Regions from separate parts of the Homo sapiens genome. Here region 2 is linked to region 1. The links are chromatin loops, found by intact Hi-C in ENCODE. Cell type or tissue: ascending aorta. All regions are shown on one strand. Links, peaks and the distances in the headings refer to the core of each region. The heading gives the core; the rest is flanking DNA. Region 1 overlaps NXPH2 (neurexophilin 2). Region 2 holds the start of LOC105373636 (a long non-coding RNA gene).

Region 1 (4,406 bases), core at 116-4,115:
CTCTCAGAGTCAGCCTTGTGGGACCTAAATAGCTTCCTCGTTGATTGGAATTAGCTCCATTGCCAGTCCCTGCTGCTAGAATACATGTGTGGACCAGGGGAGTATTTGAAGTGCTGGTTTCTGAAGCTTTTTGTTTGGTAGAATGCCAAAGAACACAGCTTTTGCTGTCATAATTGGTCTAAATTTAAATGCTCACTTGTTTTTGTTTCAGACTGGTTTGTGTGTGCATGGACACAGCTTAAGTTTGTGGGTATAGAGTATATTTTGTCAACATGGAGAGAGTGAATCAGAGCTTTTGTTGTCTAAATCAGCCCTTGTTTTCAGTCCCGATGTCCCTATGCTTTGATAAATGTCCTCCAGCCTGTGAGTCAAGGAGAGGTTGGAATCCAACTACTTAATTGGAGGTTTTCCAGTTCACAGTAGTTAACTTTTCTGCAACTTGTCTCCTTAATTTAGAACAACATTCAAAGAATAATAAGCACTATACCTCACATTAGCTTGGCCTATTTCTAGACTGCTATATAGAGTATTCAGAACTAAAAGACATTTGTTGTCTTTCAGGAGTTTTCAGTATGATTGTAGAGGAAAAAGAAAACTCTGGAAATGTATTAGCAATGTTCACTCAAATTGCTAAATGAGCTGGTTTAATAGTTTTCAGTGAATGCAGCATTAATTTGCATATTAAATCACATTACATCTTCTTCCATTAATGAAATTATTTTTAGATTTAGGCAATCAATACAGTCCTTTGCAATATTAAAATCCTGATGTACAAAATAGTGCCAGCTCAATTGTATGTTCAGATACTTTCTAAAACATCTTAATTCATTGATACTCATTCTTCTCTCAAGTTCAAGTTCATGGCCGGGGAGATAGTTGTGAAGTGGGCAGCGTGTGTGACGGCTGAGGAAAGTAGCAGCTGTCTTGTTGTTATTGTTGTTTTTCCAGATCGGCTTTCCTGTTGTCCCATGCCAGAAAAACAATGAAATTCTGTGATTTAAACACATTTATTAAATGCCCTGTGTAGTAGGGTAAGTGCAGTTATGGACAAGACAAGCACAGTGCCACACATGAGGCTCTATAAGAGGAGACAGCCCTGGCATCTTGGGACAGTCAGATTTGTGACTGCCATCACAAATTATTTCAGTAAGAGAGAAATGGAGGGAGTATCTGTAGTAATCAGCTTGACTGTCCAGGGAGTCTTCTGACAAGGTCAGATTTTAAAAGGGCAGACACAAGTCTTACTTATTAAATTAGCTAATGACATGAGGCTTAGAGAGAGAGGGACCTATTGGCTGACAGGATTCAAAAGGATCTCAGGCTAGAATGATGGGCCAAATCCACAGAGAAGAAAGTTACAAGGGATAATTTTAAGACCTGGCACTTGGATACAAAAAGAACACCACCACCAGAGGATAAAGGATATATGGTTAGCAAGTATGGAAAAGTTTTAGTTGAAAATAAACTAAAGTTGTGAGTCATCAATATGGCAAAAGCTTTCCAAATGTGCATAAGCTTCCCAGAATGCTTATGCAACCCTAGACTGTATTAATAGACTGTGGTATTTAGTGAGAGGAAAGTGATAGCATAAAGCATTTGGAGGCAGTACACACAGATGTCAAGCAAATGCTCTTTGGGGTCAGACAACCCAGTTTTAGATCCCAGCTCCAACTCACAGTGTAGTAGAAGCTTTTCTCCCCCCCAGATCAGGCCACAAGTGATTCATAAAAATATCCAACATACATGAAACTTTTAAACTTAAATGCTGAAGGTTCATTCTTTCACAAATTATTTGATGTAGGATCAAACCTTTTCCTTTGAGGGCATATCAAGTACACATTGGTATGGCCATATCTGGATTTTGTGGCTGGCCTTTGTTCTCATTTGTTTGATATGTGTTCTGATTGGTTATAACAATATGTGAATATCATCCTTCAGAATATGAATCCCCTGACTGAAGTTTGTCATTTAAATAAAACTCACCCATATTGAATCATCTAAGAAGATTCCTAGCTGTTGCTTCTTCTTCTTGCTCTTTTTTTTTTTTTTTTTTGTCATGGGGCAAGTACTTAAAGTCATCTTCCAATCAATCTAAATCTTTCTAGAATTTTTACATTTTTCCTTTTATCTCTTAATAGTTTTCTTGCTCTCATTTATTGAACAGCAATTTTTTAAGAGACCCATCTGCAACAAGTTTCTCTAAGCATTCACCTTAACTTTTTTTTCTTTATTTTAGTTTATTTTAAAGACAGGGTCTCACGGTGTTACCCAGGCTGGAATGCAATGGTGCAATCATAGCTCACTATAGCCTCATCCACCTGGGCTCAAGTCATCTTCCAGCCTCAGCCTCCTGAGTAGGTGGGACTTCAGGTACACACTACCACACCTGCCTACTTAAAAAAAAAATGAAGTCTTTCTATGTTGCCCAGGCTGTTCTCAAACTCCTGACTTCAAGCAATCTTCCCGCTTTGGCCTCCAAAAGTGCTGGGATTACAGGCGTGAACCACGACACCTGGCCTTAATTTTCATATAAAGAACAACTTTTTTCTCATTCATATTCATCAGCCTATCTAATAAATACTTTATTAAGTTACGTAATTAAAATGACAACTATAACTGGCATAAACAGGATGGGGACAAACAGCTGTCTCACATAAAATTCAAAATAATTGGATAGATCCTAGAGAACAGCCCACCAGCTGTGTGCATTCGGGATACTTGGGCATCAGCAAGATCCAATGGAGAACATTGGTTAATCTGGCCAATTGGTTAACATCCTTAAACAACTTCTTAACTTTTCTAGAGCATGTCATTTAATATAGACTACAGCAGCTCTGCTACTTTCTTGCTTACACTGCCAACTTAATTCCTTAAGCATCAGTTCCCTCAGCTGTAAAATAAGGATAGTAGAATAATACCTGCCTCTCAGGGTTGTTGTGAGGTCTAAATGAGATAACAGGCACAGAGAAAATTCTTAGTAAATATTTGTTATCTTTTTATTAATAGACATAGTATGTTCTGTAATGGTCAGACCACAGGCATAGATTGTTTTCCCTTAAAACACTCTGATACATAAAACTGTAAACACATACAGAGCAGAAATCCTGGTTTTCAACTTTGCATCCTTCTCACATTGTAAGGATTTAATAAATGTTTCTGGAATTCATTGATCATATTACATTTTTATGGGGAATATGAAGGAACAGGATCACAATCAGAGTGAAGTCACCAGGATGGTTATGAGAATTGAAGAATGGTTTTTGATTAAAAAGTGGAGGCATTTGGTCCGAAGAGGGGCTTACTCAGTAATACAAACATCCTCAGCTATATGAATGTTTATTTTATGAAGAATCACTGAGCTTGTTCTGTAAGACTCTAGAAAGAGAGAGAGAACAAGGACCACTGAATAAAGTTCTAGGCAGACAGATTTCAGCTTAGTAGAAACAAGAATTTTAACAGAGAATTTAAAGATGAAATAGGTTCCCTTGGGAGATAGTTAGCTCCCTGTCACACCACGTTCAAAGACAGGCAGGATGACCAACTTGGCAGTGATAGTGTAGAATAAATTCAGGGAATTCATTTAGATAATGGGAACTTCCCTCAAATTGTAATGGCAGCACCAAAATCAGTTACTGAGTAAAATCTACTAAGAGGGATTAGACAGAAGACACTCTGGGTCTTTAGACTGCCAAAATAAGCATAGTACTACATGTTATTGTTTCATCTTTACTATAAAAAGCTTTCTTTTTTAAAAGAATGATTATTTATTGTCTCAAAATGCCTCAGACATGACTTAAAATATACGTATATTTAATATGAGAATTCCATATATCAAATCAAGAAGGAAAAAAAGGATCTTAATGTTTATTTTTAATAATATTATTGGCCAGGCATGGTGGCTGATGCCTGTAATCTCAACACTTTGAGAGGCCATGATGGGAAGATTGCTTGAGGCCAGGAGTTGGAGACCAGCCTGAGCAACGTATCGAGACTCCATCTCTACAAAAAAATTTTTTTAAAAGACCAAGTGTGGTGGCTCACGCCTGTTATCCCAACACTTTGGGAGGCCGAGGCAGGCAGATCACCTGAGGTCAGGAGTTTGAGACCAGCCTGGCCAACATGGTGAAACCCTGTCTCTACTAAAAACATTCAAAAATTAGCCAGGCATAGTGGCGGACACCTGTAATCTCAGCCACTTGGGAAGTTGAGGCAGGAGAATCGCTTGAACCCAGGAGGCAGAGGTTGCAGTGAGCCAAGATTGTGCCATTGCACTCCAGCCTGAGTGACAAGAATGAAACTCCATCTCAAAAAAAAAAAAAAAAAATTAGCTGGGCGTGGTGGTGCACACATGTAGTCCCAGCTACCTAAGAGGCTAAGGTGAGAGGATCACTTGAGCCGAGGAGTTC
Region 2 (4,406 bases), core at 298-4,297, 650 kb after region 1:
ATGTTCATTTTCTTATCTACAATTGTGACCTAACAATTGGTCTCTGATTTCCTAAAGGTGAGGGATGCCTTTAATAGGTCTTTCTATTCCGAATGCTTAGCACACTGCTCTAGCACATTGCAGATTCTTAAAAATATTGATTTGAATGAAATGAGGATGATTATTAAATAGCTCCTCCTATGCTCCAGATGCTTTTCATGTATTTCTCAGTTAATCCCCATACCAACTTCATTTACAGATGAAGAACTTGAGGTTTAGAGAGTTTTAGGTACCTGCCATGGTCACAGAGCTACTAATTGGCTTTCATTGCTATAGTCTGAAACCAAGATTTTTGGATTCAAAAACTATTTTCTTTGTTCCTCCATTCACCACAATGGCTTCAGATTAAAAAGAGCCTTCCATTGTATTCATTCTGCACCCATTTACTGAGCAGAATGGCAGAGGATGCTGTCCCTTCCAATATCCATGTCTCTCTTCTGTTCTCTGGGCACACAGCTAAACTACATTTCCCAGAATGCTTTAAGTTAGATTGCATCTGTTATGACACTGGAATGTGATATAAAATTGTATACCATTTCCAGGTCTCACCTATAAAAATCTCCCACATGCAACCTTCCACTTACTGCTCCTGTGGAACATTTGGAGTCTACATACTGAACATAGAGTTGCCATAATATATAAGAAGCCTGGGTCCCTGAGTGACTGTGTGGAACAGAAAATGTCACCCCACCCCCACATCCACACCCCTGCTATCACAGTGGTCTTTCACGAGTGAACATTGAGTTCTCATTGTGATAGACAACAGAGGTTTCGGGGTTTGTTAGAACACCTCAGCCTACTACAATTTTTCTCTAGGTGTTGGTGCAGAGATGAACAGCTGTTAGCCTTAGGGAACTTCAGTTTGATAAACAAATGCAGTTGATCCTTGAACAATGAGAGGCTTTGTGGTGCTGACTCCCTGCACAGTCAAAAATCTGAGTATAACTCTGGACTCCCCAAAAACTTAACTAGCAATATAGCCTAATGTTGATCATTAGGCTTTACCAATAACATAAACAGTCAGTTAATACATAATTTGTATACTATCTGTAATATATACTGTATTCTTACAATAACGTATGCTAGAAAAAAAGATAATTTCATTAAGAAAATTGCAAGGAAGAGAAAATATTTTTACTATTTATTAAGTGGAAGTAGATCTTCATAAAGATCTTCATCCTCATCATCTTCATGTTGAATGGGCTGAGGAGGGGAAGAGGAGGGACTGGTCTTGCTGATTCAGGGGTAGCAGAGGCAGAAGTGATCAAGGAGGTAGAAGATGAGACAGAAAAGGAAGGAACACTGAGTGTAAATTCTATTGAAAAAAATCCACATGTAAGTGACCTTTGCTGTCCAAATCTGTGCTATTCAAGGATAAACTGTAATTCTAACACAATATGACAAATGTTATAAAGCTACAAATGGAGTTCTATGGCAAATGATGGAGACGGAACAATTCTGTCTTATAAACTTATAGAATATCTCATTGAGAGGATAATATTTTTATGTGGATCCTGAAAGATCAAATCAAAGCGATGGGCCTTTCAGGTTATAGAAACACTATGAAGAAATGCATGGAATAATAAAGAGCATGGTGTACTTTCTCCTGGAGATTTGTGAAGTTCTAGGTAGCTGGAGTGCAGCTCTCAGAAGGAGCATGGTAACAGAGAAGTCCAATAAAATAGACTGGTGGTTGAAATTGAATATGCTATAAAAAGGAATTAGAACTTGGTCTTATGATTAATGGGGAGCTATCTCTTATGAACTGTAGGGAGAAGAAATTAGAAAATGGAAAATCATTTGAAGATATTGCAATTATCCAGGTGAAAAATAATGAAGATCAGAACTAAGACACTGTAAATAGGAATTAAGAGGTGGTAGAGTCTTAATAGTGTTATGGATGCAAAAATAATAACATTTAGACTATTCCTTTTGTTGAACGTCTCCCACTATTAAAAAAGTATTACATAAATCAAGTCTGAATGAATCTTTGGTATTTGCAGGTCTCATTTTAGAATCCATGTTTCCAACTTCTCAGAACGTCTAGAAGCCTTGTCTATACACAAAATGTGCTTATCGATAACATTTTATCAATGAAAAAGCTGAGCTTTGATTCTGGAATTATTAATTTTTTACATGCCTTTCCCCAATTTATCATTTCTTTTTCTGCTTTACATGGAAGACAAACAGTTTAATTCCACAAACAGTTATTGAGCCCCTATTATGTTCTCATATAGCAATAAATACTAATGATAAAGAGGAGTATAATCTTTTATCTCAGTCTTTATGAAATTCCTGGCCTAGTAAAGGTAGAGAGAAAGTAGGCCAAGAAGGACAAGATCACAGCACCAAATGGCTACAATGCAGTCTAAAGGAACTGTTAAAATCAGGTGGTATGAGGGTTCAAGTGCTAAGAGGGTTCAAAGGAGTGATGTTAAAGGATTAGGTGTGGTTGGTATTAGTCATGGTTCTGTGCAAACCACAAACAATGTGGTACAGGTTTTCATGATGAAGACAAGGGTGATGAGATGATTGTGATGATGACGATGATGATGGAGAAGGAGGACAAGTTCCTTTTAGCATTTACAGTTTTATCAGCTACTGCTGACATTGTCTGTGGGCACATGGCCAGGCAGGCCATTCATCCACATTGACATCTGGTTTCCTGCATTATGACTCAAACCACTGATTATGTAATAATAATGATAATAACTGTTAGGCAAAGAGTCAATTTCCACTGTTTGTTTTGTATCTTCAGGGGATTAAAGGCAGTTTTATAAAACCTCCCTTAAATTTACAGAATAAAGCAAATACACAGGAGGAAATATACCACCAAGGATTAAAGAAGCTCATGTCAGGACCAGGGTAAGAGACACCCAGAAGCTTAGCAAAATGAATGAATGAGTAGTTTATTTACTTTTGCTCCTGAAAATATATGTACAAACAGAATCACAAGTGGAGGGGAGAAGAGTAGACCATTGTATAATGAGGGAAGGTAGGGGAAAAAAGTAGAAAACACGATTTTAACTTGTTTTTAGATTAAATAGGGCTGATTCCAGAAACATCATAAATTTCCCAAAGGGGAAAATTTTGGCAGAAAATCAGAATCACGATTTTAGAACTGAACGTTATTTTTCTAACTGTAACAAAAAAACTCTAAATTTTTCAGCCTGAAAATGAATTTTGGAAATAATATAATAGATGCATTCATTTATTCTCTAAGCACATAATGATAGTCTCTTATAGACCAGATCCCATATTAGGTATTGTTAGAAAAAATGCTGAGACAGTGTTATCTCCCTCTAGGAGTTTGCAGTCACATAGAGTGACTCCCAGGGAAATCAAAACAACCAGTAACCATGGTGGTGAGTATTGTGGAGCTATGTGCAAGGGTGCTAAGAAAATATGGAGAGATGAAGTCTTGGTCTGCCTGGGACAATGTGAAAAGGTTTCCCAGAGAAGAAACAATCTTCAGCTGGGATAAGCCATATAAGCAGGAAATAGATAGGAGAAAAAAATGGAGATAGGCATTTAAGGCAAAGAGGAAAAAATGAGAAACTGATCATGCATCAGTAATAGTTATTGCAGGTAAAATTCACTGATGAGTCTTAAATTTATTGGGTAAATCTTAAGAAAAAACAAAATTTACATACCCTCAAAGCATCTCCTCCAGGGTATGATTGTCTACAAAGGCAAAGATAATTTTACAGAGGTAAAATCTGGCAGAAACAACCTTCTAATGAATGGAAAACAGCATTACCAGTAATAAGACCTATCAACATTATGAGCTCTGTGATATGATGCACTGAGAAAAACACAACATCATTTTGTGGTGTTCTTGCCAAAAAAGAAAAAAGCATAACTTTACTTTGATCCTAAGAAAACATGAGACACACCACAACTGAAGAACATTTAGCAAAACAACTGATCATTGCTCTTCAAGAGTGTCAATGTCAGGGAAGAGAAGGAAAGACTAAGGAACTATTACAGACTGTGGCAGACTAGGAGGAAATAACAACTAAAATACAAGGTGGGATTCTGAATATGATATGGAACCAGAAAAAAGTTAGTGGAAAAAAGGGTGGAATTTGAATAAGGTCTTTAGTTAATAGTATTTCCTCATGTCAATTCATTTTACTTGATAAATAAACTATTGTTACACAAGATGGGAGGGGAAGAGTGAGGAATATACAAAAAGTCACTGTAATATTTTTTCAACTTTTCTGTAAGCCTAAAATTGGTTCAAAATTTAAAAGTTGAAAAAGAGGAAATGCAAGTTTAAGATAATGAAGCGTACATATGGCAGATAAGTACACTGATAGAGTCTAAGTGTTGGGTATTCTGGGAAATGAGGTAAGCCAAGCCCT

What was found. A loop is a pair of places that touch in the nucleus more often than their neighbours do. Peaks named below come from ENCODE experiments on the same cell type or tissue, not always from the same donor. Only the 100,000 strongest peaks of a DNase experiment are listed, where the experiment ranks them.
Region 2: it touches region 1 in a loop (5-fold over the local background); 1 of 110 quality-filtered maps calls a loop at or near these places.

Annotation. Positions count from the first base shown.
Region 1 is chr2:138,704,742-138,709,147 of GRCh38, reverse strand. All of the region lies in intron 1 of NXPH2 (neurexophilin 2), which reads left to right. Among named protein-coding and RNA genes, the nearest start is that of NXPH2, 73 kb to the left of the region's middle. In ascending aorta, for the core only: no CTCF peak of the experiment used is centred there; no DNase peak of the experiment used is centred there.
Region 2 is chr2:138,058,646-138,063,051 of GRCh38, reverse strand. LOC105373636 (a long non-coding RNA gene) reads left to right here and starts at 1,218. Exons shown (of 3, transcript XR_923367.2): 1 at 1,218-2,904; 2 at 3,346-3,404. In ascending aorta, for the core only: no CTCF peak of the experiment used is centred there; a DNase peak (open chromatin) is centred at 2,651.